Linked DNA regions of Homo sapiens: region 1 is linked to region 2. Evidence: read pairs that join two places in POLR2A ChIA-PET (ENCODE). Cell type or tissue: OCI-LY7. All regions are shown on one strand. Links, peaks and the distances in the headings refer to the core of each region. The heading gives the core; the rest is flanking DNA. Region 1 overlaps PRCP (prolylcarboxypeptidase). Region 2 overlaps DDIAS (DNA damage induced apoptosis suppressor).

What was found. ChIA-PET counts read pairs that join two places held together with the same protein. Peaks named below come from ENCODE experiments on the same cell type or tissue, not always from the same donor. Only the 100,000 strongest peaks of a DNase experiment are listed, where the experiment ranks them.
Region 1: POLR2A ChIA-PET joins it to region 2 with 15 read pairs; 2 of 35 experiments call an interaction of 5 or more read pairs at or near these places.

What each region holds. Positions count from the first base shown.
Region 1 is chr11:82,814,996-82,831,691 of GRCh38, forward strand. PRCP (prolylcarboxypeptidase) reads right to left here. Exons shown (of 9, transcript NM_005040.4): 9 at 7,941-10,127. The coding sequence ends at 9,911. It overlaps LINC02734 (long intergenic non-protein coding RNA 2734), which reads left to right. Exons shown (of 3, transcript NR_183631.1): 3 at 1,769-2,746. Among named protein-coding and RNA genes, the nearest start is that of LINC02734, 42 kb to the left of the region's middle. In OCI-LY7, for the core only: no CTCF peak of the experiment used is centred there; a DNase peak (open chromatin) is centred at 9,426.
Region 2 is chr11:82,913,189-82,929,884 of GRCh38, forward strand. It overlaps DDIAS (DNA damage induced apoptosis suppressor), which reads left to right. Exons shown (of 6, transcript NM_145018.4): 2 at 99-198; 3 at 1,535-1,663; 4 at 15,589-15,750. The coding sequence starts at 1,551. Among named protein-coding and RNA genes, the nearest start is that of DDIAS, 20 kb to the left of the region's middle. RefSeq lists a silencer at 11,790-11,839. In OCI-LY7, for the core only: no CTCF peak of the experiment used is centred there; a DNase peak (open chromatin) is centred at 7,243; H3K4me3 peaks cover 935 bases; H3K27ac peaks cover 2,952 bases.

The sequences.
Region 1 (16,696 bases), core at 6,345-11,344, 97 kb before region 2:
GATGAAGACAGCAAGGGCAAGGAGGGGGTAGAAAGGAGCGTGCTTGCCTCTCTGCCACAGGAAATTGCATTTGGAACTGAAAAAGAGTAGAAAAGCACAGGACTTGGAATCAGGCAACTACCACTTACTAGATCTGTGGTCATGGTTGGGGAGAGAAGGGAGTCACTTCATTTATCTTGCCTCACGGTCCTCATTTATAAAATTGAGACAATACGTATTTCTCCTCTCACTCAGGGTGTTTGTGGGACTAAAATGAGAAAAGGTAAGCAGAAGAGTTCTGAGGTCTATAAAGTATGATTCAAGCATTAAAGGGGAGATTTTATTTGTTTCTTTTTTAAATAGGCCTCATGATAGAAGCTACGTGTTTTGGGGTTTGTTTTGCTTTGATTTTTCACAGTAATGTGTGGTGCCTAACTACTGGCATATAATGAGTGCTTAGCAACTTTTTCTCAATGAATAGTGCTTTTACTGTCTTTCCCTCAAGTCCCCAACCATACTGCAAACTCTCATCCCTCAAATCGCAGTTTGAATGTTGCTTCTCCTTTAAAGCCTTCCTCAGAACTTTAGGAGGAGTTCATCACATCTGCATTCACACTCCCACAGCATCCTGAATGCAACACAGATTCTTAGCCCAATGTGTGTAATCATCTGACATTGTGACTGTCTTTCCCCATGAGCCTTGAGCTCCTTGAGAACACTGAGCTTTACCTTTAAACAGTTAAACTCCTTAACACTATACCTTCACAAAGTTGCCGTTGAATAAATGTTTGAGTGAATGAATGATAAGTAAACAAACAATCCAAAGAATTGGGGTTATTTGGCCTAGAAAAGAGGAAGTATCTCAAGAATCAGTCCCCAAAATTAAGTTTATTAAATTTGCAGATTAATGTCTATACTAGACGTTGTGCTATTGCGCTGTGTAGAGGATAAAGTGTAAGGCTATTGAGTTAACAATCAGTTTTTCATTTCGTATGCAGGGTAAAACTTGAGGAAAGGGTCTTAAATTATGATGGGAAAAATTTAGATTCGACCTAGTTAACATCGACACTATTGCCACTTGGGGCCAGTTAATTCTTTGTTACGGGGGAGCTGTCCTGTGCATTGTAAGATGTTTAGCATCATCCTTGGTCTGTATCAGGGATGTCGCTGGCACGCCCCCACCCCAGCTGTGACAACTAAAACCATCTCCAGCATTGCCAGCTGTCCTCTAGGAGGCAAAATTGCTACAAATTGAGAACCACTGTTTTAGATCTAAAGAACAAACTCAGGTGAGGGTTCTGTGGCATCAGAAAAGGAGACGGAAGAGATGGTAGATCTGAATGTAAGCTCGTTGAAGATAAAGCAGATGGGTGTTTTACTGATTTATATTTTACCTTTGAAGGGAGGTAGATTGACCAAATGAACTGACATCATATGGTAACATATGAAATGTCTTCTGTTAACCATAAAAGAGACTTCTGAAATAGGAATAATCTGATAGTTCTTTGATGATGAGAGGCCATTTATCAAATCATCTGGCTTCTTCCACTTCTGTAAATTTATTCAAGGACACTTACTGTACATTATCAGTGTCATGGCACTTCCTATTTTTTATTTTTTATTATACTTTAAGTTCTAGGGTACATGTGCACAACATGCAGGTTTGTTACATATGTATACATGTGCGTGTCATGGCACTTTCTATATCTCCTTAGCACACAGCTTCATTTAGAGTTTAGTATCTTGGAGTTATTGATTGACAGTTTTTTTTTTAACTTTCTTTCTTTAGCTGTGCATCCCTACATTTTAGGAGTTACAAAACAAAGAAAAACAGTTAACACCACTCCACCAAATGAATAGAGGAAATTTAGTAAAGATGTCAACCTCTCTGTATTGGAAGAAGCTCCTTGTTGCTTGTCTTGACCCTGCCTCCCATCGCTGAGGAGTCTAGTTCACCTCTAAGCCAAGTAGGATGAGAGTATATTTGGTGTCTGAGCTCATTTTTGAATCTACTTCATTTGTGTTACCACACATTATTCATTCCCCCTGTTCAACTATCTACTAAGACATTTAAACTGGCCAAGAAACATCTATCTAGCAAAATTTTGGCTGAGAGTGTTCCTCCAAATAGAATAATCTATTTCTAAATTAAACCAGATTAGCAAAAATGTGTACACCTGTAATATAGTTCCTTTGTTCACTGTAAAATCATTGTTATACTCTGGTGTTATGACTTTCGTTTATACTGAAAGAATGTACAAGTATGAATACAATGAAATCTATAAATATGTGAAGAGAGATTAGAGCTCCCACTCATACTTTTCCCATTTCTGAGGTTCTTCCAGTAAGTTCCCGCGTGGGCTTCTCCAGATTAATTGGTCTGTTTTTATCTGCTGCACAGAGTAAACTGTTTAACTGCTTTTATTTTTGTTTTCTGCTAGAAAGCTTAGAGCCAGATTTTCTTAGCCCTCATCTTCAGAAAATATGTAGACTTCTATGGCAGTATTTCCCAACAGGTGCTCAGCAGAGCACTAGTTTCTCAAATGTTGCATTTAAAGAGTTTCAGATCAAATAAATTTGAGAAATGTCACATTCTTGTTAATTCACAATGAGTGAAATGTTACATGAAAAAGGGTTCTGGATCAAATAAGTTTTGGGGAAAAAAACCTTAGTTTTGGAAAGTTTTTTTATTGTTTCACAATGTTTATAGCATATTAAAGGTTTGAGAGATTTGGTAATAAAGATAATCTGTTTAAACTTGTTTCAACCATTGCCCATGTTCAAATACTTTTGCTCATGGTATCCCTTTTTTATGTAACACCTGCTAACATCTGGCCTTAACAGCATTCTGCAGAATCCAGTTGATAAATCCCGCCTTATGGTTTCCATTCCTAGATCCATTTTACATCTCTAACCCTTTTAAATCTCTTATGTCCCACTTGTGCTGTGTTCAGTGTATATCTGTTTTGTGTGTGTGTGTGTGTGTGTGTGTGTGTGTGTGTGTGTTTTGAGATGGAGTCTTGCTCTGTCACCGAGGCTGGAGTGCAGTGGCGTGATCTCGGCTCACTGCAACCTCTGCCTCCGAGGTTCAAGCAATTCTCCTGCCTCAGCCTCCTGAGTAGCTGGGACTACAGGCGCGTGCCACCATGCCTGGTTAATTTTTTGTATTTTTAGTAGAGATGAGGCTTCACCATGTTAGCCAGAATGGTCTCGATCTCCTGACCTCGTGATCCTCCAGCCTCAGCCTCCCAAAGTGCTGGGATTACAGGCATGAGCCACCACGCTCAGCCTCAGTGTGTATCTTTAGATCATCTGAAATCCTTTCAGAACAAAGTGTGACAAAAATACATGAATAACTAATAAACATGTTGAGCTGTATGACTTTGTGTTGGGATTCACTCAGGATGGTGGCAGAAATATTAAAGGGAAATATTAGGGAAAGTTATAGGGAATAGTCACGAACCTTTTTGGAAGGCCGAAAGGTTACATAGCTTCTAATAGTTGAACAGGCTGAAGGCAGCCAGTTCTTACCTTACAGCATTAGGTCATAGGGTAAATAGTAGGGACAATAGAGGCTTCCCCATTTAAGTCTGTTTACCTTACCTCCATTAACTAACCTTTGAACCAGATGGCCCTCTCCAAGGCGGTGTGGAGGTCTACCAGGAATATTGCCCCCTAATGGTATTTATTTTAAACCGCAGTACCTGAGCTTTAATCATTCGTGGAACTACTCTGTTAACCACGTTAATTATCCACAAGTGTGTGGACTCAAAGCTTCTGTTGTTAATTGTATACTAAATAAATGCCTGAAGTGCGAGCTGCTCAGGGCCGGCCACAGTAACAAACCTCTCTTGGTGTGCAGGCAGTCGGGCACTCAGCAGGACTGGCAAAACAGAATATCTGTGTGTCAGTGTACGTTTTATTCATCTGTCCTTTAGGCCAGGGTCTGCAGGCAGAACCCCACAGCTAATGACCTCTTGTGAGAAGCAATACCTCAACCTTAGGCAAGTAACTTTCACATTTGAGTTTCTTGTTAAAGATGTTAGCCACATTAAACAAACACAAAGAGATAAATGATCCCAAGATTGCTTTCCAGGTCTGCTGTTGGAAGATTCTATCTTTCCATTCCCATTACTAAAGATAGCAAAGTTTATTGGCACCAACCCCACACCCCACCACATCCCTTTTTTTTTCTTTTTTTTTTTTTTTTAAGACAGGGTCTCTCTCTGTTGCCCGGGCTGGAGTGCAGTGGCATGATCATGGGCCACAGCAGCCTTGACCTCCCAGGTTCAAGTGATCCTCCCACTTCAGCCTCTTGGGTAGCTGGGACTACAGGCATGCACCACCATGCTCAACTAATTTTTTTAAAGAAATTTTTTGCAAGGCAATACATGATATGGCCCAGGCTGGTTTGGAACTCCTGGGCTCAAGTGATCCTCCTGCCTTGGCCTTCCAAAGTGCTGGGGTTATAGGTGTACGCTACCACACCCAGCCCCAACCCATTCTTTGACTCCTTGAATGGCTGTGTTCAATGTTCTGTTCCCACCTAACATCAAGGCAAAATTACATTCAACTACCTTGACAGAGAGTTCCAGCCTGATAGAGTGGAAGAGGGAGCCCGGCACATGCAGTTCAAGTGAGGGTAAATCAGAAAGTCCAAGTTTCAGAGGTACTGAGTACTGGAGATCCCCTTTCCAAAATCCAGGGAAGCCAAGGGCACAAGGTTACATGGGCACATCAGAGCTCCGAAAGGTACATGGCTATAGAAAGAGATCAATAGAAATCCTGATCTTTCTGCCCTAAAATGTATTCATTAAATATAAATGTATGGAGGGCCTACTGTGTCCTGCCTGCCAGGACCTGTGCTAGATTGCTGATCATTAGAAGGAATAAGATATAGTCCTTGTCTTCAGAGAGCTTGGTTTTCCTAAAAACAGGATGAGAACACTAAGCAAAATATTATAACTTAGGATATGTATACCAACTTAGAGGTGGTCAGGTACTGTTTACAGTGCTAGAAAAGAAGACAGACAATCCCCACCTTGGTGGAGTTTACATTCTAGCAGACACACTAAGTGTAAGCCTGGTTCTGTGAGAGCACAGACAAGGAATTACTTCCTTTAGGAAAGCTGGGAGAGACTTCAGAGGGAAGGTAGTCAAATTGTTCCAGGCTTTAAATGATGCACAGCAGTTTACCAGTAAAAAAAATATTGGAGGTTGGTGCTGAGAAAGGAATTTTAGACAGAAGAGCAGTATTTCAGAATTATGAGAAGTTTGGTATACCTGAAGTGCAGGGTTATTAGGAAAGTGAAGGGTGGCAGTAAAAATGGGAAATGAGTCCAGAGAGGTAATTTAAGGAAAGGCTGTAGTGGGGCTCAAGTGGTGTCTTGGATCAGTGGAGTCCTATGCAGAGGAATTAGGATGTTTGGGTATTTCTTTAAAAAGTATCAGGTTAAAGACAGTACACTATAGCTCCTGAAGTATGTTTCTCAAACACTAGCTCCTTGAGCTCATGCTCTGATTGCCATCTACTCACCATGACTCTCCAGCACACACTGAGTCAAATTCCATTGACTTTCCTTACTAAATCTTTCTCCAATTTTCCCACTTCTCCTCATCTCCATCTCTACCACTCTAGTCAAACCTACCTTCTTCTCTTAACTTGACAACTGTGACTGGGGTCTCCTACCTTACTTGCTTGTCCCCTACAATGCCTACTCTACTCTATAGCCAGAGTAGTCCTTTTAAATGAAAATCTGTTCGTGTCACTCCCCCGATTAAAGCCCATCAAAGGTTTTTCATCCGCATAATTCTACTTGAATGAGCATTCCCCCTGCCCATGTCTCCATATTCACCTTATGTCACATTCTCTGTGGTTGTTTGCCTTCCCATTGCAGGGGCCTTCTTTCAGTTCCTTGAATATGCTACACTCAGGGCTTTTGCATGTGTCATTTACTCCACTCCTCTTCCTAGTATAGTTCCCATTCATCGTTTAGATCACAGCTAAAATGTAACATCTCAAAAAGGCACTGCTATTCCCCCAGACTACCTTACATTGTCTAAATGCTAAACATTTAACATTTAGTGTTATGAAGAGTTGGGGCCATTAGATTAGAACATTTAGCAATTAATCTCTATTTTCCTATTAGATTGCAATTAATGTCCTAATAAGCTCAACTCTTCGTAACATTTATAATTGTACCAATTCATTGTATAACTTGACATTTCGTGTCTTTCTCCCAGCAGAACACAAACCTTATTAAATTAGGTGCTGTGTTTGCTTTTTCGCCATTGCATTTTTTAGGTTTTAGACCAATGCCTTATGCCTAGGAGATGCTCTGTTAAGAATAGAAAAAGCTGGCCAGGCGCGGTGGCTCACGCCTGTAATTCCAACACTTTGGGAGGCCGAGGCGGGCAGATCACGAGGTCAGGAAATCGAGATCATCCTTGCTAACACGGTGAAACCCCGTCTCTACTAAAAAAAAAAAAAAAAAAAAAAAAAAAAAAAAAATTAGCCGGGTGTGGTGGTGGGCACCTGTAGTCCCAGCTACTCCGGGGGCTGAGGCAGGAGAATGGCGTGAACCTGGGAGGCGGAGCTTGCAGTGAGCCGAGATCGCGCCACTGCACTCCAGCCTGGGCAACAGAGCGAGACTCCGTCTCCAAAAAAAAAGTTGTATTCTCAATCACCATTTTGGAGAGTCACATACTATTTACAGATAAACGAAGCAACTATTTAACTTCATTTGTCCCATTATTTTCCACACTTGCTCAACTATAGGTATAAGTCTTTCTACTACACAAGTTATTGGCATTTTGTTGGATACCTGTGCTCCAAGAAACACTGTGTGATAGATGTCGTGTGATTGAGTTGCCTGAACTGCTTCCCCAATCCTAAGAAGTACACCTTTGTAACCATGTTTTCATGGCCCTGTTCTTTCCTAACCACCTGAGAGTTGTGCATTTGTGAGGTATTGCTCCCTCAGAGGGTCGAGGACACCATTCTAAGAAGTCATTATGGGCATTGTGCGAGTAGAGAAAAGTAAGCTGGTCTGTAGAGGGAGAATAAAGCAGTCATGGGAAGAGAAGCATTAGGCAGGGCTCCCACACTCAAATGAGTCAGGCAGGATGACAGAAGTAAGATAACTGAATTCAAATTCAAATTCCAGATTCTTTCAACTAGGGGCTCTCAAAAGTGTGATGCTCCAGCATCACCTGGGAACTTGTTAGAAATGCACCTTCCCAAGATCCACCCCAAGACATGTTAGAAACTCTGGGATGGGGCTCAGCAATCAGCATTTTTACAAGCCCTTTTGGGTAATTCTGATGCACGCTTTAGACTGCCTATCGAACTGTAGACATCTGACGAACAAATCCAAACCACAGTCTGACAATGGGTCACCTCTGTTGAAAGTGAAACAGAACACAGCAGTACTGATTTTTAATGACTTTCCAGACCCTAGTTCTAGTTCCCCATGATTCCTGGTAACCCAAGTCCTGGAGCTGATCTGGCAGTTTCAAAACATTTCTTTTCCTTAAGCTGGTTTTGTGGGCTTTTGTTGCTTGAATCCAAACAAAAATAAAACTGTACCAGTAAAATGAAGCAAACAAAATTTGCCAAAAAGGAGCCCCAGTTCTGCCCCAGTTTTGCCAAAAAGGAGCTGTGAGGCCGTAGATAAGTTCCTTCTCTCTAAGCTACAATTCTATCCCTTACAAAATGATGCAGTTGAACTGGATATCTCAGGGGCCTTCACCCTCTACTATGCTGGCTTAGACACTGGCTCCTCTGGATAACCTCTTGGCGCTACAGATTCCTTATGAAGGTTCTCCTAAGTTACTTTAGTTCTACCCATTGACTCCAGGCAGTTAAAGTAACAAAAACAGAAAATAAAAAGCACCCAATTCTTTCTAAGCTCTTGGGAGCTGAAAAAAATAAAAATAGAAAGCACTCAAGTCTCCATGTCTCTCTTTCCCTGTCAGTAAAAAGTGCAGTTTTATTAGAGGGATGCTTTAAATAATAAGGCTTATCTGACACTCCAATTCTTTTTCATGTTAAAATTAAACCTTAGCATATTATAATTATACTCACTTCAATTAAGGCTGCTATCTATATTCCTAAAATGCATACAGTAATAGGATACAATTATGCTTGCCAAAAAATTCTATTTTTTGCAGTTTGTTTCTTCAGAATAATGTAACTCATCCAAATAATCAACATCAAATAAAATGGCAAAGTATTTTAAAGATTCTACACAAGGGAAAAACCCTAAAATCGTAAAATAAATTGTAAGAATATCCTCTATTGAGCCCATAAACCCTGCATTATTTAATTTCTTAGTTGACAAAGAATAAAAACTAGTATTGTTTTGGCCCTTAAATTCCCACCCAAATCGATTGTTCTGTGATGCTGAAACAAAATAGTTACCAAATGCTTTGATAGACAACTCATTACAATGAGAACTGAAGGCTCCCAAAATAAGACAAAGATTTTCCTGTATCTCCCAGATGCCAGGGAAAGTAAAGGAAATATTTCAGCTTTCCATCCCAAGAATGAACTCTATATATGCCCTTAAAAAAAAAAAATGCCATAAAAATGATCAAGCTCAAGGTACAGTTTTTTAAAAGCAGAAAATGTTCCCAAGGCAGGGTGAAGAAAAAAAAATTATTGAGAGAAAATGAAAAGAAACAAGGAGGAAGAAATCTTTCAACAGAGTAGAAACTGTTAGTCTCTCTCTCTCTGTCTCTCTGTGTCCCTGAAAGGTTTTGATCCAACCCTATTTGTTATCCTAGAAAAGCTCTCTGAAGAAAGGTCTCAGTGTAAGAACTGCTTGAAAGAAGCCAACCCCTTGGAAATAGGAATGGCTTGGCCATTTATTAATGTCAAATATGCTGCCTGCATGAATTAGTCAGCTTGTCTTTTGGAAGTCATACAGAAAAGTTCTTGTGCACCTGCCTGTTAGTGTCTAACACTTCTGGTTTTAATGACAGCAGTAACAACTATCAGAAAATAAAATTTTAAAAATTTAAAAGCTGAATATTACTATATTCTACTTTTGGAATAGCTGATTCATCAATTTTTAAAGGCTTCTTACTGAAATATAATTAGTGACTACAGCATAAAGCTTGCTCAGATTTAAAAAGACAAAACAGAGTCATTTTCCTAAACTGGCAGAATTCAAACAAATTAAAACTGACCTTAGAAACAAAGAGAAATGGAGCAGAAAAAGGCCAGATTTCTTACTGGCAGTACCACAGTGGCCAACATCCCAGAACTAAGAAAAGCTGCCAAGTGGAAGAGAAAAAATTAAAGGACTTTCCAAAAACAGCTAAGCCCAGTGCACACAGCATTTCCATCAGCCGGAGTTGAAGTGAGCTTCAGAAGCAACACACAGGTATAAGGTCCAGCTGTATTATTTATTTACAGCACAGTTCAAAGTCATTAAATCCGGTACAAAAGAAATGGCTCTCACTTCCTGGATTGGCACCAGACATCCTACCAGCTGCAATTACATCATTTTTTATCTATCTTCTGCTTTTACTTTGTGTAGGGTAGGGATGGGGACTTACAAATGGGCCAAAGACACTTCAACCTCAAAACCAAAGAGAAATCTCTGCTTGCAGAGATACAAAGAAAGTAACTCTCCCTCTTATGAAAAGCAACCAGGAACTCTACTCCAGTTATGAGGGCCACTGATGGTGTGGGAGAGCTATCAAGAAGATTCTTCCTAGACGTGGTGCAAAGACAGTGAGAACCCAGGAAATCACATTCATGGGACACTTGCTCTTACCGTCATCACCCTCTATTCTATCTCAACTTTGGCCCCATCAAATCTAATGATAAACAAAAGAAGGTAATTACATGTAGAAAATCAAAGTGAATGGGAATGTGGTGGTGTGAACATAAAAGAAGAAATTGAAAACAATCAAAAGTTTCTCAGTGCTGCTTTCCCGCACTGTCATAGAAATCTCTGATCCAATTCTTCATATGTCTAACTTCCAAGGAGCGGGCTAACAGCACAGACATAGGATCCAAGGCATTCTTGGTGCGGAGATCTAAGTGGTGGGCCCCCTCTGAGATGGTGACTGCAACCAGAGTGTCTGTGATATCCTTAGTTACTCCACCTCCTGACCAGGGGTCTAGTTCACCATTGCTGCAAGTGAAAAAAAGAAGAAAAAATAAAGTTGTTAGTTTTTCATGTTAACACTCAGATAAGCTAGAAGAAACCTATTACATGTTTAACACCTAAAATTATAAACTTGTAACCTGGGGGATTTGATCTGAGGATCTAATTTATCATATGGATAGATACTTCATACTGGAGTTTTGCAATATTCATGCAACCAGGTGCAAAAAAAGAACCAGAGATAATTGAAGGAGGCGTTCCCACAAATCAACCTAGACTGTACTGGGATATGAAATTTAGAAACCTGAATTTCAATCCTGATTTCATTATTCAAAAGTTATATAATGCAAGTTACCTGACTCAGTTTCCTCATCTGTAAAATGGAGATAACATGCCAGGCGCAGTGGCTCATGCCTGTAATCTTTGCTCTTTGGGAGGCCAAGATGGTGAATCGCTTAAGCCCAGGAGTTCAAAACAAGCCTGGGCAACATGGTGAAACTCCGTCTTCTCGAGGGAGGGAAGAAGGGGGAAAGGGAGGAAAGAAGAAAGGGAGGGAGGGAGGGAGGAAAGGAGAAGGCTGCATTTTTTATCTAATATAGTACAGTACTTTGGGAAACAGGATGGTAGATCTAAAAAATGTCACCAGGATCTGGAATCCGAAAATTTGGGCATTACACGAAAATCTTCATTTTACATTAGCTTTAAAGTTAAGGAAATGCTACTAGGTTTTTAGTCTCAGCTGGTTCACACAACACAATTCAGAATAATGTAAAGAGAATCAGTCACTGAAACTGAGTATCTACTTTCACTGAGTAAAAAATCCAATACAACCACAGACAGCATCCCTAATAATATTTCTGAACAGTTTTGTTGAGATATAATTCATCTACCACAGAATTTGTCCATCTAAAACACATAATTCGATGGTTTTTAGTATACTCAGAGTTGTGCAACCAGCACCACAATCCATTTTAGAACACTTTCGTCACCCCAAATAGAAACCCATACTCATTAGCAGTCACTCCCCATCTTCCTGCCTTGCTCTCAGCCTCAGGAAACCATGAATCTATTTTCTGAATCTATAGATTTGCCTATTCTGGACATTTCATACAAATGGAATTAAATAGTAGGCGGTCTTTTGTAACTGGTCTCTTTCACTCAGCGTAATGTTTTCAAGTTTCACCCATGTTGTGGCATGAATCAGTACATGTTCCTTTTTATTGCCAAATAATATTTCATTTATGGATACATCATGTTTTATTTATCTCTTCATCATTTGATGCACGTTTGTATTGTTTCCACTTTTTGGCTAATGAGTACTGCTCCTTTGAACATTCACATACAAGTTTTTGTGTGGATGCATGATTTCACTTCTCTTAGGCATATACTTAGGAATTTCTAGGATATATAGTAACAACCTATTAATTAGCTACCAGACTACTTTCCAAAGGGACTACACCATTTTATATTCCCAGTAGCAACATTTGAGGGTTCCACTTTCTCTACATCTTCAACACTTATTATTATCTGTCTATTTTAGACATCCTAAGCTAGTAAGTATTAAATGGTATTTCACTGTGGTTTTAATTTGCATTTCCCAAGAGACTGATGGTATTTAAACATCTTATGTGCTGATTGGCCATTTTTATATCTTCTTTGGGAAAATGCCTAGTCATATCTTTGTTCATTTTTTAACTAGGGTTATATATCTTTCTATTTTTGAGTGAGAGCTCACACTCTCTTAACTTGTGTGTTGTAGAGTAACAAAAGCATGAGCTTTGGGATCAGACACACTTTGGTTCCAATTTCAGGTCTGCCTCTCATCTGCCTAATCTCATGGAAACAGATTCCTTAGGCAAAAAACTGGCACTGAAATACCTGGATCTAAGTACTCAGCCCATTGCAAGCATTAGATCATTTTCCCCTTGCATGGCACTCTTGGCATATCTTTACCCACATACCACTGGAAATTACTTATAGAACATTTTTATGGGTGTCCTAATATTTGTTTAATGCAAACTCCGTTTTGCTGGTATTGTTTACAAAGCCTTATCTATTCTAGATACAAGTCCCTTATCAAATATATGACTTGCAAATATTTTCTCCCATCCTGTAGACTATCTTCTAACTTTCTTGATAGTATCATTTGCAGCACAAGTTTTTCATTTTCATGAAGTCGATTTATCTATTTTTTCTCATTGTTTATGTTTATGGTATGGTATCCAAGAAACTGGTGTCTAACCCACGGTCATGAAGATTTGTTCCTATGTTTTCCTCTATGAGATTTATCATTTTAGCTCTTATATTTAAGCCTTTGACCTATTCTGAGTTGATTTTTTTGTTATAGTATGAAATAGGGAGCCAACCTCATTCTTCTGCATGCGGATCTCCAGTTTTCCCAGCATCATTTGTTGAAAAAACTATTCTTTTCTCAATGAATTGTCTTGCCACTTTTGTTAAAAATCAATATGCCATACATATAAGGTTTGACTTCTGGACACTCGATTCTCTTCCACTTGTCTATATGTCTATCCTTATGCCAGTATCACACTGTATTGACTGTAGCTTTGTAATAAGTTTGAAATCAGGAAGTGTGAGTTCTTCAAGTTCGTTCTTCCTTTTCAAGATTGTTTTGGCTATTCTGGGTCCCATATATTCCTATATGAATTTCAGGATCAGTTTGTCAATTTCTATTTTTTTAAAAAAAAGTCCAGCTGGAAATTTGACAGAGATCACGTTGAATCTGTGGATCAACTTGAGGAGTATAGTCATCTTAATAGTATTAATTCTTCTAATACATAAATATGAGATGTCTTTCCATTTAAAGGAAGCAATTTTTAATGTCTTTGTTTCCAATGTATATATCTTGCACTTCTTTTGTTAAATTTATTCCAAAGCATTTTATTCTTGATGCTATTTAAATCAAATTTTTCCCTAGTATAACATATTATGCATAGATTGCATTCGTGTTTACAAAGCCTTTCACATTTGTTCATTGTAACAACCCTATGAAGTAGGTTTAATTACAATTCTTTTATAAAAGAGAAAACTAATGCCCAAAGAGGTTAAAAGGCTTGCCAAAATCATTTGATTTGGCAAATCTGAGATTCAAACACAGTTCTAAAAACCCTAGTCCAATGCTTAATTTTACACTATGTTGCATTTCAGCGGAACCATGACTGCTGTTGGAAGTCGACAGCTTACACTCTCTTGTGTGCTGCAAAGTAAGAAAAGCATAAGCTTTGGGATCAGACACACTTTGGTTCCAGTCCCAGGTCTGCCTCTCATCTACCTAATCTCATTGAAACAGATTCCTTAGGAAAAAAACTGTCACTGAAATACCTGGATCTGAGTATTCCACCCATGGCATGTATTAGATCACTTTCCCCTTGAATGGTACCTCTCGGCATATCTATACCCACCACTTGAAATCACTTCTAGAACATTTTATGTGTGTCCTGATATTTGTTTAATGCAAACTCCATTTTGCTGGTATTGGTTACAAAGCCTGAAATAAAAAGTCTTCAAGCCCACATTATCAAATACATGAAAATAATTCCCATAATTTGCAAAATCATCAAAAAATTTCTCAGCTATAAGTACAACCTATATACAGATGACTACCAAATAATGTATCTAGCCAGGATTGTTCCCCTAAACTTCAGAACCAAAGTTCAATGGTGTACTTGACATTTTTACATGGAAGTCAAATTAGACACTTGGCAGTTCCTGATGCTCCCCAAATGCCAACCAGCTCCTCCTGCCATCTTCTCCAATCTCTGTCAGTGGGAAGTCTATCCTTTCCATTGTTCAGGCCAAAAAGTTTGATGTCACTCTTTAATCTTTTTGGTCTCACTCTTTAATTTTCTCATTGTTTAACACACAATCTGTCAACAAATCCTGTCATCTATATCTTCAAATATATCCATAATCTGACCATTTTGTATTACCTCCACTGCACAACCCTGATCCAAGTCACCATTATCTCTAGCCTGAGTTACTATAATAGCCTTTTAACTGATCTTCCTGCCTCTACTCTTGTCTCCCTACAATTTAATATCAATAGAGCAGGCAACTTGATCCTGTTAAAACCTGAACCAGATAATGTCATTCCTTTTCTCAAAATGCTCCAAGTTTTCCCATCTCATTCACAGTAAAAACCTAAGTCCTTACTAGAACCAACAAGTTTCTACATGATTCAGGCCCTCTGCTCCCTCCCTGATTTCACCTTCTATTACTCTCTCACTTACTAACTCCACTCCAGCCACACTGACCTTACTCCACGTGAAGAAGAACATGCTGGGGCTCTTTCAAGGCCTTTGCCTTTGGTTAATCCTCTTACCCCACCAACCTCATGGCTAGCTCCTTTACTTCCTCTATATCATTTTTTAAAAGTCACCCCTTGATGAAGTCTTCCCTGGTCACTCTAATAAAAAATTTCAACTGTTTTCCCTCCCTATGACATTTTATAGTCCCCTTCCCCGGTTTACTTTTTTCTCCTTGTCACTCACATCCTTCTAACATATTTATAAGTTCTATCTTGTTTCATTTCCTATCTCTCAAATTAGAACTCCATGAGAGCCGAGATTTTTGTCCATATTGTTTATTTCTACATCTCCAAGTTCCTAGAAGCAGACCTGGCTTAGAAAAGGAGGCCCAAAAAATTTACTGAATGAACTTAAAAAGTGTCTAGTTGTCTGTGGCCTCATACTGGATGCCCATCATAGACATCTATAAATACACGTATGCAAGTTCATAAACATGTTGTAAATCACTTTGGTACTTTTTACGTGGGAAAGAAAAGTTGATATAAATGATTAATAGAAATATAAAGAGATTAACCTTCAGCTGTGTGTTAATAGTGGAAAGAACAATGAATTAATTCAGTAGATCTACGTTGTACATTTTTACTAGCTGAATGACTTTGGGTAAGTTACTGACCCCTGTGAACCTCAATTCTCACTGGATTATAGAAAAAAATGTTTTTTAAGAAAGATAGTACCCTTCTCTCAGAGAACTACTGTGAGACCCAAGTCAAATAATATATGTGAAAATAAATAAACTATAAATACTATACAAATGTGCGATGTCATTATAGTTATTACCATACTCTGTAAGCATAATAAGTATTACCACCACCAAGAGGTAAATGAATCATGAAAATGTAAATGTACAAATTATATGAGAAAAAAACATTTAGGTACATTAAGTATATGTGTGTTTGTAATACAATCTAAAATTGCCTGCGCTGGCCAGGCACGGTGGCTCACACCTATAATCCCAGCACTTTGGGAGGCCGAGGTGGATGGGTCACTTGAGGTAAGGAGTTCGAGACCAGCCTGCCCAATATGGTGAAACCCTGCCTCTACTAAAAATACAACAATTAGCCGGGCGTGGTGGGGCATGCATGTAGTCCCAGCTACTTGGGAGGCTAAGGCAGGAGAATGGCTTGAACCCGGGAGGCAGAGGTTGCAGTGAGCCCAGATCATGCCACTGCAATCCAGCCTGGGTGACAGAGCAAGACTCCATCTCAAAAAAAAAAAAAAAAAAAAAAAAAAAACTACACTCCAGAAGTGTACTTTTTTGGTTTTGTTAAAAACAAAAAGGAACACTCATGTAAAATAGAAGCCTTAGTTTTCAACTACCAGGTAAACTTTTAAAGTAAACTACATAAGGAGTTGGATTCTCTTAAATTAACAAATCGCCTTTATCATTATTCCAAATTGACAAGCCCAACCCAGATAGGAAACTCTCCATTATTTGCAAAACAAAGAAGCTATCCCAACAGCCACATAATAAGCAAACTGCATTTGATTTAAAAGGTCATCTGAAATAGCCTAGTGGCTTAGCAACAGTGTTTGGAGTTGCTGAGAGACCTAAGATGCACATGGACTTGAATTTCTTGGTCCTAGACATGTGAAAGCTAAACCAGTCATTGGAAAATCTACAAAAAAAAAAAAAAAAAAAAAAAAAAATCCTGGCTTTCATGAGAGGATCTAGATGCCTGGGTAAAATTCCCCCAACAGGGAGCTTCACTTAGTCACTGGCAACAATTAATTTGCCTGAGAAATTATGTTAAACTAACCAGCTCCTCAGGGACTCCCTTTTGGATTTATACTAAAATAACTGAAAATGACTATTGGTAAAATAATGCCTACAAGTTGGGAAAGACAATAAAACTCCCCCCAAAAAGCAACTGTGGAATAAAAAAAGAATTGCTGTAATGAGACTATTAACAGGTAAACAAATGTTTACTGATTGCCTATTATATATCAGGCACTGATTGGGCACGGGACTCCACAGTCAACAAAACAGACAAAATCTCTGTTGCTTACTTCCACAATAATTTGTTCCTTGAAATAACCCTGTTAGGTACTCATTATTATTCCTAACTAATATGAATTGGCAATTTGCCCAAGGCCACGCAGCTAATTCAGGGAAGAAGAAAAATGGCATCAAGGTCTACCTGACTTCAAAGCCTTAACAGAAAAATCTCCAATCCAACAGTTAAAGATTAAACTTCCCAACCGGAAAAGCAATCACACTTGGATTCATGTGAGGCAGCCTAAGGAGAGGCCTGGAAACAAAGATTAAGA
Region 2 (16,696 bases), core at 5,030-10,029:
TGTAATATCTGTGAAGCATAATAAAGTGAAGCATAATAAAATGAGGTGTGTCTGTATTTTATTATTTGACTTCTCTGATTTTGTTTATTTGGAGATAGGGTCTTGCTCTGTCACCCAGGCTGGAGTGCCATGGCATCATCATAGCTCACTATGGCCTTGATCCTCCTGCCTTAGCCTCCCAAGCAGCTGGTATTACAGGTACGTGCCACCACACTCAGCTAATTCTCTTATATTTTTGTAGAGACAGTGTCTCCCTGTGTTTCCCAGGCTGGTCTTGAACTCCTGGGCTCAAGCAATCCCCCCACCTCAGTCTCTGAAAGTGCTGAGATTACAGACATAAGCCACCACACTTGGCCTTCCTGATGTGTTTTATACAAGGATATTAAAACACTTTGAGCTATCATTTGACATGTAACATTTTGCTTTTTCTGTTTACAAAATCTGAAGTCTTTTTTTTCTCTTCAAGATGTATCAAATGAGCACACTGAAATCTAATAAAGTGATATTTCAGCTAAAAAAGAACAATTTCCACCAATTTAGGTTCTTTAAAAGATTCATGTAAGTTCATGTACACATTGAATATACCTTATCTGAAATGTTTGGGTCCAGAAGTCTTGTGAATTTTGGATTTTTGAATATTTGCACATAATTAATGAGATGCAGGAATGGGACCCAAGTCTAAACATAAAATTTGTTTATGTTTTATATACATCTTATACACATAGTCTGAAGGTAATTTTATACAATACTTTTTTTTTTCTTTTTTAGATGGAGTTTTGCTCTTGTTGCCCAGGCTGAAGTGCCATGGTGCAATCTCGGCTCACTGCAACCTCCGCATCCTAGGTTCAAGCAATTCTCCTGCCGCAGCCTCCTGAGTAGCTGGGATTACAGGCACCCCCCACCATGCTCAGCTACTTTTTGTATTTAGTGGAGATGGGGTTTCACCATGTTGGCCAGGCTGGTCTCAAACTCCCTACCTCAGGTGATCCGCCTGCCTCGGCCTCCCAAAGTGCTGGGATTACAGGCATGAGCCACCACGCCCGGCCACAATACTTTTAATAATTTAGTGCATGAAACAAAGTTTGTGTTAAGTACTTATGTGTGGAATTTTGATTTGTGCCATCATGGTGGCACTCAAAACATTTCAGATTTTGGGTTTTGGACTTTCAGATTCAAGATGCTCAACCGGTAGTTTCCTTTGTATTGATGGCAGACACAAGTTGTGTATCTTCTTGTAAAGGTGTGAAGAAGCTAAATGACATCTTTCCTGAATTACTGGGATAGAGCATTTATTAAGAAACAGGATACAAGAATTTTCTTAAACTACTCTGTTTTAAATGTGATTTTCTTCCTATTAATATTTTAAGGAGAAAAAGAATTAATTTTCCAATACATTGATACCACCTTCACTTTGAAAGTGAAACAAATGACATCTATTAGCTTTGCAGTAGAGGTTAAGTGGTTTTCCTAAGAAAAGAATATGCACTGCAATGAAAGATTTGCCAGTCATCCCAATGGCTATTTTGTTTTGCAGACCACGGTGTGAACACATGAACAGAAGACGAAAATTTCTTCTAGCCTCAGTACTTGCTCTCCAGAATTCAAGTTTTATATATCCATCATGTCAGAAGTGCTTCTCTAGGATAATCCTGGTCTCCAAAAGGTAAAAGTAAAGTCTGTAAGTGTGAGAGAGGAAATACAAATGCACACTGTAGATTTCCTATGGCTCAAGGGCAAGGACCAGATTTACCAAACAAGGACATTAGATTCTCTCAGGGGTTGGTTCTTCTGTAAATCCCAGAACAGATTTCACTGCTAATCCTCTATTACTAGAGAAAAGTTTTAAGTTACTGTCAAGTCCTTTGCTAAATACTTGCCTCATTGAAGAAAAATAACTTCTCAGAGAGTAAGTTCCAATACTGGGTACAAAACTTAGCCCATTTCTGGGATATCCCTGGGAATAATATAGGAGACTTGTGTTTATTCTTTGTTTATTTTTGCATGATCAGTAGAATAGTTGTTAATATAAATAAATAAATTCCTTGAGACCAGGGACTATGTTATAGTAATTTCTATCCTTTAGCAACTAGAAAGGTGTTTGGCGTATAATTCTTTATCATGGTGCTCAGATGCAAGCCAACTATACCTGAGAGCCTAAGGTCTTCCTCTGATCTTTATAGAGTAGAAACGAGAGGTTAGGTTTGAAGTTTCTCCAGAACACTGTCTCTCTGCATCGAAGAGAGGACAAGAATACCTAGTAAGTAACTAGAACTATGTAAGAAAGAGTAGTGTGCCAGCAATATTCTTAACTAGTCTTTTTGTCTAGTTAGCATTGAATGGGGAGGCAGAAAAGGATTGGCAGTTCTAACTCATATCTAGACTCTAAGTAATCCTTGAAGTAGTTATCACACTGTTCCTTTATTAAGCCACTCTCTCAAGCACTCATTTGTTAGCTCTAAGAGAAAGACCCTGTTTGTGTTATTCATCATTAAATCCTTGGCTAGGGCTTAGTTCATAGAAAGTGTTCAACAAATGTTGGTTAAATGAATGAATAAGTGATAGCATGATAGTGTTTAGATTGTCTTAGGTTCACCCCTTTTCAGGTTCTTGCCTGTCATCTGAAACAACTAAAACCCATGGGCTATTTGCCTTTCATCAAAATCTGTACTTAGAAGCAGTGTGGTATACAGTCCTTACTTAATGTTGTTGGATTCTTAGACACCGCAACTTTACGCAAAATGATGTATAATGAAACAAATTTTTTTCTCATCAACGTTATAATGATGTTGTTTGAGAATCTGCTATAAGTAGTTTTGCTTAAAGTCACAGTATCCAAGAACCTATCACTAACATTAAATGAGGACTTACTGTAATGGAACAATTTCAAGCTTCAGAGAACACAACAGAGTTTCATGTAGGCTCTGGCTCTCATTAACTATGTGACCTAGGGCAAGATAGTTAACTTCTGTGAGTCTAATTACTCATTTGTAAGGTGGGATCATGGTACCCACAATATGGGATCATTGTAAAGTTAGAGATAATGCACAGAAATGTTCTAGTAGAATACATAACATATATTAGGATTTCCAAAGTGGTAGCTATTATTATTATAATCTATTATAAGTATACTTTACCTTATTGCAGTATGTTATCATGATTAAAAGCATAATTCTCTGGAGCTGACTGCCTGGATTCAAATTGCAACCCTGCCATTATAGCTGTGTGGCCTTGGGCAAGTCACTTTAATTATCTGAGCCTCAAAATGGGGAAAGTAATATCTGCCTAATAAGGTTCTTGTAAGGATCAAATAGGTTAATATACATAACATGCCTAGAACATTGTCTGATACATTATCAGTAATATATAGATATAAAATATTTTTAAAACTCTTTCTTTCCAGTCATTTATTTTAAAGATAATCTGCAACAAAAATTTAGGTTGAACAATAATGCCATTGTTACTTATTTAGACGGGTAATACCAGTAGATAACATTAGTGAGTGTTTGCTGTACAGTAGGCACTGTGCTAGGAACTTTGTGGGCATTATATCTTTTAATACAATAGCCCTATGAAGTGAATGCTATTGTTAATGCCAACCTTTAAAGGAGACAACTGAAGCTTGGGAAAGTTAAGTAACTTACCGCAAATCATCACACAGCCAGCTAGTTAGGGGCAGAAACATATTCAAGCCTAAACAATCTGAATTCTGTCTACCTTCATAGTCACCATATTACTTCCAAATTAGCAGCGAAGTTTGTATTCAGAATGACATCTTCCCCTCTCTTTCTTAGAACTTAAAGTGACCTCGGAAAGGACTTGTGACTGGACCCTTTTGGAATATAAAACCCATGGCACATAGTCCTTGCCTATGGAAACATAGTCCATGGAAATATAACCTGTTTTCTGCATATACTACATTGACACAAAAATTTTTTAAAACTATTTCCATAATTTCTGGTGCTTACCTTTTTTTCCCATAGGTTATTGGGGTACAGGTGGTATTTGGCTACATGAGTAAGTTCTTCAGTGGTGCTTTGTGAGATTTTGCTGCACCCATCACCCGAGCAGTATACACTGCACCCTATTTGTAGTCTTTTATCTCTCACCCCCTCCCACCCTTCCCCCCAAGTCCCCAAAGTCCATTGTATCATTCTTATGCTTTTGCATCCTCATAGCTTAGCTCCCACATATCACTGAGAACATATGGTGTTTGATTTTCCATTCCTGAGTTACTTCACTTAGAATAACAGTCTCCAGTCTCATCCAGGAGACTGCAATGCCATTAATTCATTCCTTTTTATGGCTGAGTAGTAGTTCATCGTGTATATATACCACAGTTTCTTTATCCACTCATTGATTGATGGACATTTGGGTTGGTTCCACGATTTTGCAATTGTGAACTGGGCTGCTATAAACATGAGTGTGCAAGTATCTTTTGCATATAATGACTTATTTTCCTCTGAGTAGATACCCAGCAGTGGGATTGCTGGATCAAATAGTAGTTCTACTTTTAGTTCTTTAAGGAATCTCCACACTGTTTTCCATAGTGGCTGTACTAGTTCACATTTCTACCAGCAATGTAGAAGTGTTCTCTGATTGCTGCATCCACACCAACATCTACTGGTTTTTGATTTTTTGATTATGGCCATTCTTGCAGGAAGAAGGTAGTATCGCATTGTGATTTTGATTTGTATTTCCCTGGTCATTAGTGATGTTGAGCATTTTTTCATGTGTTTTCTTGGCCATTTGAGAATTGTCTATTTATGTCCTTAGCCTACTGTTTGATGGGATTGCTTGTTTTTTTCTTACTGATTTGTTTGAGTTCGTTGTAGATTCTGGATGTTAGTCCTTTGTCAGATGTATAGATTGTGAAGATTTTCTTCCACTCTGTGGGTTGTCTGTTCACTCTGCTGACTGTTCTTTGGCCATGCAAAAGCTCTTTAGTTTAATTAAGTCCCAGCTATTTGTTTTTATTGCATTTGCTTTTGGGTACGCCAATGTCTAGAAGGGTTTTTCCAATGTTATCTTCTAGAATTTTTATAGTTTCAGGTCTTAGATTTAAGTCCTTAATCCATCTTGAGTTGCTTTTATATAAGATTCATTCTCCTACATGTGGCTAGCCAATGATCCCAGCACCATTTGTTGAAAAGGGTGTCCTTTCCCCACTATTGTTCACTTTGTCAAAGATCAGTTGGCTGTAAGTATTTGAGTTTATTTCTGGGTTCTCTATTCTGTTCCATTGGCCTATGTGCCTATTTTTATACCAGTACCATGGTGTTTTGGTGACGATGGCCTTATAGTACAGTTTGAAATCAGGTAATGCGATGCCTCCAGGTTTGTTCTTTTTGCTTAGTCTTGCTTTGGCTGTGCAGGCCATGTTTTGGTTCCATATGCATTTTAAAATTGTTTTTTCTAATTCTGTGAAGAATGATGGTGGTAGGGATTGCACTGAATTTGTAGATTGCTTTTGGCAGCATGGTCATTTTCACAATATTGATTCTACCTATCCACGAGCATGGGATGTGTTTCCATTCATTGTGTTGTCTATGATTTCTTTCAGCAATGTTTTGTAGTTTTTCTTGTAGAGGTCTTTTGCCTCCTTGGTTAGGTATCTTCCTAAATTTGTTTTTTTTGTGTGGTTTTTTTTTGTGTGTGTGTTTTTGTAGCTGTTGTAAAAGGAGTTAAATTCTTGATTTGACTCTCCACTTGGTTGCTGTTAGTGTATAGAAGAGCTACTGATTTGTGTACATTAATCTTGTATCCAGAAACTTGGCTGAATTCTTTTATCAGTTCTAGCAGCTTTCTGGAGGAGTCTTTAGGGTTTTCGAGGTAAACAATCATATTGTCAGCAAACAGTGACAGTTTGACTTCCTCTTTACTGATTTAGATGCCCTTTCTTTCTTTCTCTTGTCTGATTGCATTGTCTAGGACTTCCAGTAGTATGTTGAAGAAGAATGGTGAGAGTGGGCATCCTTGTCTTGTTCCAATTCTCAGAGGGAATGCTTTCAACTTTTCTCCATTCATTGTTATGTTGGCTGTGGGTTTGTCATAGATGGCTTTTATTACATTGAGGTATGTCCCTTGTATGCCACTTTCGCTGAGAGTTTTAATCATAAATGGATGCTGGATTTTGTTGAATGTTTTTTCTGCATCCATTGAGATGATCATGTGATTTTTGGTTTTAAAATTCTGTTTATGTGGTATATCACACTTATTGACTTATGTATGTTAAACTGTCCCTACATCCCTGGTATGAAACCCACTTAATCATGGTGGATTATCTTTTTGATATGTTGTTGGATTCAGTTAGCTAGTATTTTGTTAAGGATTTTAGCATCTATGTTCATCAAGGATATCGGGCAGTAGTTTTCTTTTTTGCTTATGTCCTTTCCTGATTTGGGTATTAGGGTGATGTCGCCTTCATAGAATGAATTAGGGAGGGTTCCCTCTTTATCTCATAGAATAGCGTCAGAAGGATTGGTACCAATTCTTCTTTGAATGTCTGGTAGAATTCTGCTGTGAATCCATCTGGTCCCAGACTTTTTTTCGTTGGTTTTTTTTGAGACGGAGTCTCACTCTGTCGCCCAGGCTGGAGTGCAGTGGCGTGATCTCAGCGCACTGCAAGCTCTACCTCTCTTCACGCCATTCTGCCTCAGCCTCCTGAGTAGCTGGGACTACTGGTGCCCACCACCATGCCCAGCTAATCTTTTGTATTTTTAGTAGACAGGGTTTCACGGTGTTAGCCAGGATGGTCTCGATCTCCTAACCTCATGATCCGCCCACCTCAGCCTCCCAAAGCGCTGGGATTACAGGCGTGAGGCACCACGCCCGGCCTTTTGTTGGTAATTTTTTAATTCCCATTTCAATCTTGCTGCTTATTATTGGTCTGTTCAGGGTATCTAATTCTTCCTGATTTAAGCTAGGAGGGTTGTATTTTTCCAGGAATTTATCCATCTCTTCTAGGTTTTCTAGCTTGTGTAAAGGTGTTTGTAGTAGTCTTGAATGATCTTTTGTGTCTCAGTGGTGTCAGTTGTAATATGTCCCGTTTTGTTTCTTAATGAGGTTATTTGGATTTTCTCTCTTCTTGGTTAATCTTGCTAACGGTCTATCAATTTTATTTATCTTTTCAAAGAGCCAGCTTTTGGTTTCATGTATCTTTTGTATTTGTTTTTGTTTCAATTACATTTAGTTCTGCTTTGATCTTGGTTATTTCCTTTCTTCTGCTGGGTTTCGGTTTGGTTTGTTCTTGTTTCTCTAGTTCCTTGAGGTGTGACCTTAGAATGTCAGTTTGTGTTCTTTCAGTCTTTTTGATGTAGGCATTTAGGACTATGACCTTTCCTTTTAGCACTGCCTTTGCTGCAGCCCAGAGGTTTTGATAGGTTGTGTCATTATTGCCATTCAGTTTGAAGAATTTTTAAATTTCCATCTTGATTTCATTTTTGATCCAAGGATCATTCAGGAGCAGCTTATTTAATTTCCATGTATTGGCATGGTTTTGAAGGTTCCTTTTGGAGTTGATTTCCAGTTTATTCCACTATGGCCTGAGAGAGTGCTTGATATGATTTCAATTTTCTTAAATTTATTAAGGCTTGTTTTCTGGCTTATCACATGGTCTATCTTGGAGAAAGTTCCATGTGCTGTTGAATAGAATGTGTAATCTGCGGTTGTTGGATGAAATGCTCTGTATATTATCTGTTAAGTTCATTTGTTCCAAGGCATAGTTTAAATCCATTTTTTCTTTGTTGACTTTCTGTCTTGATGACCTGTCTAGTGCTGTCAGTGTAGTATTGAAGTCCTCCACTATTATTGTGTTGCTGTCTATCTCATTTCTTAGGTCTATTAGTAATTGTTTTATAAATTTGGGAGCTCCAGTGTTAGGTGCATAAATGTTTAGGATTGTGATATTTCTCGTTGGACAAGGCCTTTTATCATTATATAATGTCCTTTGTCTCTTTTAACTGCTTTTGCTTTAAAGTTTGTTTTTGTCTAATATAAAAATAGCTACCCCTGCTTGGTGTCCATTTGCACAAACTGCCTTTTTCCACTCCTTTACTTGATGTTTATGTGAGTCCTTATGTGTTAGGTGAGTCTCCTGAAGGCAGCAGATGGTTGGTGAGTTCTTATCCATTCTGCTATTCTGTATCTTTTAAGTGGAACATTTATGCCATTTACATTCGATGTTAGTATTGAGATTTGAGGTACCATTGCATTCATTGTGGTATTTGTTGCCTGTGTACCTTGTTTTTTTTGTTTTTGCTTTTTAAATTGTTTTTGTTTTATAGGTCCTTCATGATTTATGCTTTTAAGAGATTCTGTTTTTGATGTGTTTCCAGGATTTGTTTCAAGATTTAGAGCTCCTTTTCACAGTTTTTTTCTTTCTTTCTTTTTTTTTTTTTTTTTTTTTTTTGAGACGGAGTTTCGCTTTTTCGCCCAGGCTGGAGTGAAGTGGTGCAATCTCGTCTCACTGCACCCTCCGCCCCCCCAGGTTCAAGCAATTCTCCTGCCTCAGCCTCCCGAGTAGCTGGGATTACAGGCACCCACCACCACGTCCAGCTAATTTTTGTATTTTTAGTAGAGACAGGGTTTCACCATGTTGGCCAGGCTAGTCTCAAACTCCTGACCTCAGGTGATCCACCCGCCTCAGCCTCCCAAAGGGCTAGGATTACAGGCATGAGCCACTGCGCCCAGCCTAGCAGTTCTTGTAATGGTGGTTTGGTAGTAGCAGATTCTCTCAGCATTTGTTTGTCTGAGAAAGACTGTATCTTTCCTTCATATATGATGTTTAGTTTCACTGGGTACAAAATTCTTGGCTGATAATTGCTTTGCATGAGGAGGCTTAAGATAGGGCCCTAATCCCTTCTAGCTTGTAGGGTTTCTGCAAAGAAATCTGCTGTTAATCGGATAGGTTTTCCTTTATAGATTACCTGGTGCTTCTGTCTCACAACTCTTAAGATTCTTTCCTTTGTCTTAACTTTAGATAACCTGATGACAGTGTGCCTAGGTGATGATCTTTTTGTGATGAATTTCCCAGATGCTCTTTATGCTTCTTGTATTTAGATGCCTAGGTCTCTAGCAAGGCCGGGGAAGGTTTCCTCAATTATTCACCCAAATATGTTTTCCAAACTTTTAGATTTCTCTTATTCCTCAGGAACACCGATTATTCTTAGGTTTGGCTGTTTAACATAATCCCAGACTTTTTGGATGCTTGGTTCATAATTTCTTATTCTTTTTTCTTTGTGTTTGTTGGATTGGGTTAATTTGAAGACCTTGTCTTCAAGCTGTGAATTTCTTTCTTCTATTTGTTCATTTCTATTGCTGGGACTTTCCAGAGCATTTTGCATTTTTGTAAGTGTGTCCAGTGTTTCCTGAAGTTTTGATTGTTTTTCTTTATGCTATTTCCTTGAATGTTTCTCCCTTCACTTCTCGTATTGTTTTTTGGATTTCCTTGCGTCAGGCTTCGCTTTTCTCTGGTGCCTCGCTGAATTCTTTTTCAGGTAAATCAGGGATTTCTTATTGGTTTGAATCCATTGCTGGTGAGCTAGTGTGATTTTTTTTGGAGGTGTTAAAGAGCCTTGTTTTGTCATATTACCAGAGTTGGTTTTCTGGTTCCTTCTTATTTGGGTAGGCTCTGTCAGAGAGGCAAGGTCTAGGGCTGAAGGCTGTTGTTCAGATTCTTTTGTCCCACAGGATGTTCCCTTGATGTGATACTCTCCCCCCTTTTCCTATGGATGTAGCTTCCTATGAGCCGAGCTGCAGTGATTGTTATCTCTCTTCTGGGTCTAGCCATCCAGCCAGTCTGTCTGGCTCCGGGGTGGTATTCAGGGTTTGTCTGCACAGAGTCCTGTGATGTGAATCGTTTATGGGTGTCTCGGCCCTGAATACCACACAGTATTTGGGGTGTCTCCCAGGTCCTGCAGGAGCAGTCCACTTCCTTCAGAGGGTCTGTGGGTCCTCTTGGGATTCCTGGTTTGTTCTTGCAGTTGTTCTGGAGCTAAAATTCATAGTGCGAGCCCCAACATGCTGCTTTGTCCGAGTTGGAGCTGCAATCTAATCCTGCCTCCCATCCGCCATGATGATCTAAATCCTGGTGCTTATCTTTTCTACTGTTGTTTTTGCTTTCCCTTTTTCTTACTTGGAATCAGTTGTAAGCCAACACAGGAAACAGAAATTCCTCATGTTCATTTCCCCATTGCTATAGCACTGCAAGCTTATGACAGAGGAGTTCCATGCTCTTGCCTTTGCAGAAGATCTTAGAGATGCTGAAGAACAGAGAGACGTCCCTAAATATTTTCTTTGAACCTGAAATTTTTAGTGACTATAATCATAATAAGTATTTTGTGCTTTATGGAATTAACTTTCTTACCTCCAAGATCAGATCAGTAGATTGAATGTAGTTTTCAATCTATAGGTATTCTGCAGAGCCTTGGGGCTCCATGGAAGTGCTTATGGAGGGAGATGGGATTAGAGTAGTAATAGTACCTAGTGCTGAGTAGTAGGTAAGACTCTAGGGCCCCCACGTTAGTTTCAACAAGATCTCTATTCTCATCCTTATATTAGTGTTCCAAGTTAAATTTCATTTGAAAGGGGGTTTCATTATGTAAATATACAAACATAGACATACATCTATAAAAAAAAATGTGTACAAAGTTAGTTCGGTCCTTCATATGAAGCAGTAACTACACATACACACACAATAGTGTATGTCTGTACTCTCCCCAGATTATAAGCTGGAGAAGGGATTTATTTATCCAGACAAGCTATCTACATAGAAATTGCCCTTCTGGGTGACTAATGGGACCCATAATTCCTTTTAGCCTAGAAATCCATTTCTAACACTAATAACTTTCTTTTCCTATCTTAAAATAGGACTCATCGCTCAGAGGCTACCTATCCTCTCCCCCATTCCCAACTACCCAAAAAGTTTATATCATTTACTTAAGCAAGTCAAATTTAATTTCACACATATAGATCATAGTTTTCTTACTTTGTGGGGGAAGTGATATGTGGAAGCATTAAGAGATATGTTTTTTAAAATATGTCTCATTACTTTGTGTGTATTTAATCTGGGTCTATAAACTTGGAAAGGGATGTTATATAATCATATAGTCAGGATATTCTTAAGCTGGAATCTGTGGATACATTATAGGTATGTATGACTCCTCCAGTCCCTAAGATATGTAGAATATCGTGTTCATATCTGTTTTTTGTGGGGAGAGAGTGAGTCCATTGCTTTCATCAGATTTTTTAAGGTTTTCAAGACTAAGAAAACATTAAGGATTACTTATCTCACCAGTTCTTCTACATCTGGGCTAAATATAAGTACGCTAGAAAAATAAACAAATGAGGCTGGGCATAGTAGCTCATGCCTGCAATCCCAGCATTTGGGAGGCCAAGATGGGAGGATTGCTTGAGTCCAGGATTTTGAGACCAGCCTGGGCAACATGGTGAAACCTATCCTCTACCAAAAATAAACAAAATTAGGCAGGCATCGTGGCATGTGCCTGTAGTCCCAGCTGCTCAGGAGTCTGAGGTGGGAGGATCGCTTGAGCCTGAGCGGTCAAGGCTTCAGTGAGCCAAGATCATACCGTTGCACTCCAGCCTGGGCAACAAAGCAAGACCTTGTCTCAAAAAAATAAATGAATAAAAATAAAAAAAAAACAAATGAAACTTGGTATTTTTTTAACTGGGATCAAACAAAAAAGATAGCAAATTACAGCTATTATTTCAGATAGATCCTTTCAGAGGCTCCTTGAACTCAAATCTATTTTCATAATTCTAAGGCATTATTTGCCTTTTCACTTTCAGTCTCTCATGAGTGCATAATGGAGTTTCCCAGAGGCTACATAACACGTACTATCACAACAGATTGAGCAGAGAAGCAGATATGAGAATCCAGCTGTCTTTTTATGAAACCAGACATTAAAGAGATTTGCAAAATGTAAAACAATGCTGGTCTCTTCTTACTAATTTTTAAAATTTGAAAAACATAACTATTTTTCATAAAAGTATGTTTTTTGTGTTAACCATGTAAAGGGTCTGTTTTTAATGAATTAATATTTTTTTGATTTCTCAGTTTTAATTTCTCACTTTCATTTAATTTCTCGTTTTATGAGAAATGTAGATAGAAGCCAGGTGTGATGGCTCACGCCTGTAATCCCAACACTCTGGGAGGCCGAAACAAGAGAATCACTTAAGCCTAAGAGTTCAAGCCTAGTCAGGGCAACACAGTGAGACCCCCATCTCTACAAAAAAATTTAAAATTAGCCACATATGGTGGCATGTGCCTGTGGTCCCAGCTACTCAGAAGGCTGAGGCAGGAGGATCTCTTGAGCCCAGGAGTTTGAAGTTACAGTAAGCTATGATAGCACCACTGTCCTCCAGCCTGGGCAGCAGAATGAGACCCTGTCTGAAAACAAACCAAAAAAGAAATATAGACAGATATAAGATAAACAAGTTCTATGGATCTAATGTACAGCTTGAGTGGTAATGGATGATGTGTTAAATAATTCGACTATGGTAGCCAGGTGCGGTGGCTCACACCTGTAATCCCAGCACTTTGGGAGGCCGAGGTGGGCGGATCATGAGGTCAGGAGATCGAGACCATCCTGGCTAACACGGTGAAACCCTGCCTCTACTAAAAATACAAAAAATTAGCTGGGTGTGGTGGCGGGCACCTGTAGTCCCAGCTAATCGGGAGGCTGAGGCAGGAGAATCGCCTGAACCCAAGAGGTGGAGGTTGCAGTGAGCCAAGATTGCACCACTGCACTCCAGCCTGGCCAATAGCGAGACACTGTCTCAAAAAAAAAAAAAAATTTTGACTATGGTAATCATTATACAGTGTAGACGTATTTCAAATCACCATGTTGTATACCTTGAATATATTCAATCTTTGGCAAGTAATTTTTTTTTTTTTTTTTGAGACAGGGTCTGGCTCTGTCACCTCCAGACTGGAGTTCAATGGCACAATCTCAGCTCACCACAACCTCTGCCGCCTGAGCTCAAGCAATCCTCCCATCTCAGCTTCCTAAGTAGCTGGGACTACAGGCGCATGCCACCACGTTCGTTAATTTTTGTATTTTTTGTAGAGACACAGTTTTGCCATGTTTCCCAGGCTGGACTCGAACTCCTGAGCTTGAGTGGTCTGCCCGCCACAGCCTCCCAAAGTGCTGGGATTACAGGTGTGAGCCATCACGCCTGGCCCAAGTAAATATTTTTGAATAAAAAAAATAGATACTATTCACATAAACAAAACTCTTTGATATTCTCAATAATTTTTTAAGAGTATTAAAGGAGTGTGAAACCAAAAAGTTTGAAAACTGCTATTCTGTAACAAATGACATTTTAGAAATATGGGTGCCTCTAGAAGTTAAATCGGGACGGTGATGTGAATATGTTGTCTATATCCTTGTTTCTCAAAGTATGGCCTAAGGTACATCTGCATCAGTATTACCTGGGAGCTTATTAAAAATGCAGGATCTTGGGCCTCATCCCAGACTTCCTGAATCAGAATCTTCATTTTAACAAGATCTCTGGATGATTTGTATACATATTAATGTTTGAGAAGCTCTAATCTGTATTACACCACACTAACATTTATTTTAATCCAGCATCGTTCCTAAAAGGATTAAAGAAAACTATATAAATAAATATCTTCATTATACATATGTACTTTATAAAAATATATATAGTTTAATATGTAAATGCATGAACACTAATAGACATAGTTTTTTGAGGCTATTATTGATACTGTCATTGCAAGCAGTTCTTTATTTTAACCATTTGGTCCCACTGTTATCATATCATAATATCAGAACTTCATGATACGAGTTCACAGTCTTGGGTTTGGGTCATATATTTACCAACTTTGTCATCTCAGATAAAAATTCAAACTAATTTCCCCATTTGTAAATTTTACCTATAAAAATGAAATAATGTATGTTGAAAACATTTGTAAACTGAATGCTAATGCATATTAGTCTAAGTTTTGCTAGGAATTTTACATTAAACCTGTATGCATTATTGCATAGCCTTTAAAGAAATTCCAATATATATTTTAAACAGTTCATTTCCCTAGAGTTTGGTACTAATGGAGTTTTATCCCCTAGTGAGTCAATTACCTTTAATTCATTCTATGGCTAACCTACAGCACAAACTCTAGCAGATTTGTATAGGATTATATGAATGGGTTGGTATAGATCTATCCTCAGTATGGCAGAAGAATAACAGCACAGATCTAATAAAGGTGAGTCACTTTCAGAGCTACAGATTTTAGACTCCCCCTAGTGGCCATCTGGCAACAATCAAATTTATACAACCATCTTTCACCTTGCTTTCTGTTTGCCTTTTGCCACTCTTTTTTAAGATCTTTAGCAATCTGAAGAAAAAACAAAATTCTAGTATTAGCCATTACCATAAAATGTTTTTAGGTGCTTGTTGTATTTCAAAAAAATTTTTTAAACTATTCTGTCTGTTAAATAAAGTTAACCTAACTGAGGGGTGGACATTAAGAACCTGAAAGATAGAAATCAGAGTTATAATACATTGCAAACTAGAAGAGAAGTTAACAGTACAAGTGACAGTAATTATCACAATACTTGATATAATTATGAGGGAGAAGCAGACTAACACTAATTTCACAGTATTTGCACTAGACCCTTTATTTGTCTATTTTAATCCTTCTTCAGCCCTGGACTTCATAGATGAGGAACTCAAGAATTTAGTAACTGTCAGACAATGAGTACATGGCAATAGAGTTACACTGCCATGTAGATGTGTACTTTTTGACTAGAAAGCCTTTAGCCACCATTACATACTGTCTTAAAAAAACAAGTTAAATTGCATGGTTTTCATATCAAATTTTATAATCTGATAAGTTATCAACATAGTCTAATGAATTAAAGAAAGTAATTTTCATTATGGTGAGAAAAATGCAATTAAGTGCTTTGTGTATAAATAGGTATTAAATATTTTGAGATTATTTTTTGTCCTCTTTTTTTTTTTTTTTTTTTTTTTTTTTTTTTTTTTTTTTGAGACGGAATGTCACTCTGCCCCCCAGGCTGTAGTGCAGTGGTGCGATCTTGGCTGACTGCAAGATCCACCTCCCGGGTTCACATCATTCTGCTGCCTCAGCCTCCCAAGTAGCTGGGATTACAGGTGCCCATCACCACACCCATCTAATTTTTATGTATTTTTAGTAGAGACAGGGTTTTACCGTGTTAGCTAGGATGGTCTCAATCTCCTGACCTGGTGACCCACCCGCCTCGGCCTCCCAAAGTGCTGGGATTACAGGTGTGAACCACCGCGCCCGGCCTTTTCGTCCTCTCTTTCATGCACAGTTCTCCTTTAGTTTTCCATCAATTTGGTATGTATTTCTATCAACTTGGGGCTGTTTAATTTAAATCAGTAACGCTAACTATTCTGACTAGAGAAATTTAAAATAAGTTGATCTGAAAGAGTTTAAGAAGAATTTGAGTTGTGTAGGAGCATTTATACACAAAATGTTATTTTAAATTTTTACTGTTCTGGATTTTTCATCATATGAAAAACATTTAATGAACATCTCCACACTTTTTTCCACCACTTTTCTAGGTCTAATTGTCCAAAATGTGGCTCTACTGGTGAATCTGGAAATGCCAATTACAGATACAAACTTTCCTTAAAAGTTGCAGAATCAAACAAATTGTTTGTTATTACTGTATTTGGAAGTTGCTTAGATACATTTTTTGGTCTTACTGCCACTGGTTTGCACAGGTAAGAATACTTAAAACATCCTTTTTCCTGACTGCCCTTAGAATTTGAAGATACAAGTTTATAAGGCAATATGCATTTTTGTAGAAAGATAATCATTCAACCCCAGATTGTCAATTCCTTTAAAAGACAAGCAAGTAAGAAAGATGTTTATTTCCTGAATACATATTATGATGATATTAAAACAGTCTCCTTTTATTTAGGGTAATTAATCTGTAATTAGAATATTAAGTTATAAATCTCTAATCCAAGTTACAGAAATAGAGGCTAAGAAAGTAACATCATTTCAAATTGAAGAATTATCCAAATTGAGGTTAGCATTGAAACAGTTAGGTTCCCCTGAGGCAGAAGAATCTATTTGAGGGAATATTTGCATTTCAGAAATTGAAATTTTATTTTTTATCTGTATTGCAATTTAATTTGCATAGTTTGACCTTTTACGACATTGTCCTGAGAATATAAGAATAAGCAATTAAAGCTTTTCTTGGCCGGGCGCGGTAGCTCACGCCTGTAATCCCAGCGCTTTGGGAGGCCGAGGCGGGCGGATCACAAGGTCAGGAGATGGAGACCATCCTGGCTAACACGGTGAAACCCCATCTCTACTAAAAATACAAAAAATTAGCTGGGCATGGTGGTGGGCGCCTGTAGTCCCAGCTACGCCGGGAGGCTGAGGCAGGAGAATGGCATGAACCCAGGAGGCAGAGCTTGTAGTGAGCCAAGATTGCACCACTGCACTCCAGCCTGGGAGACAGAGCGAGACTCTGTCTCAAAAAAAAAAAAAAAAGCTTTTCTTCCCCCTCAGTCTTCTGCCCTCCTCCCCTAATCACATGCAAGAAATCTATGTCCACATTTTTGTGCTTGAGACAATAAAGGGACCACAACCAGGCTTATCAGAGAAAAGGGATGACTTTTTCCTGCTTTCAAGTGAAGAGCTAGAGATGCCACCACT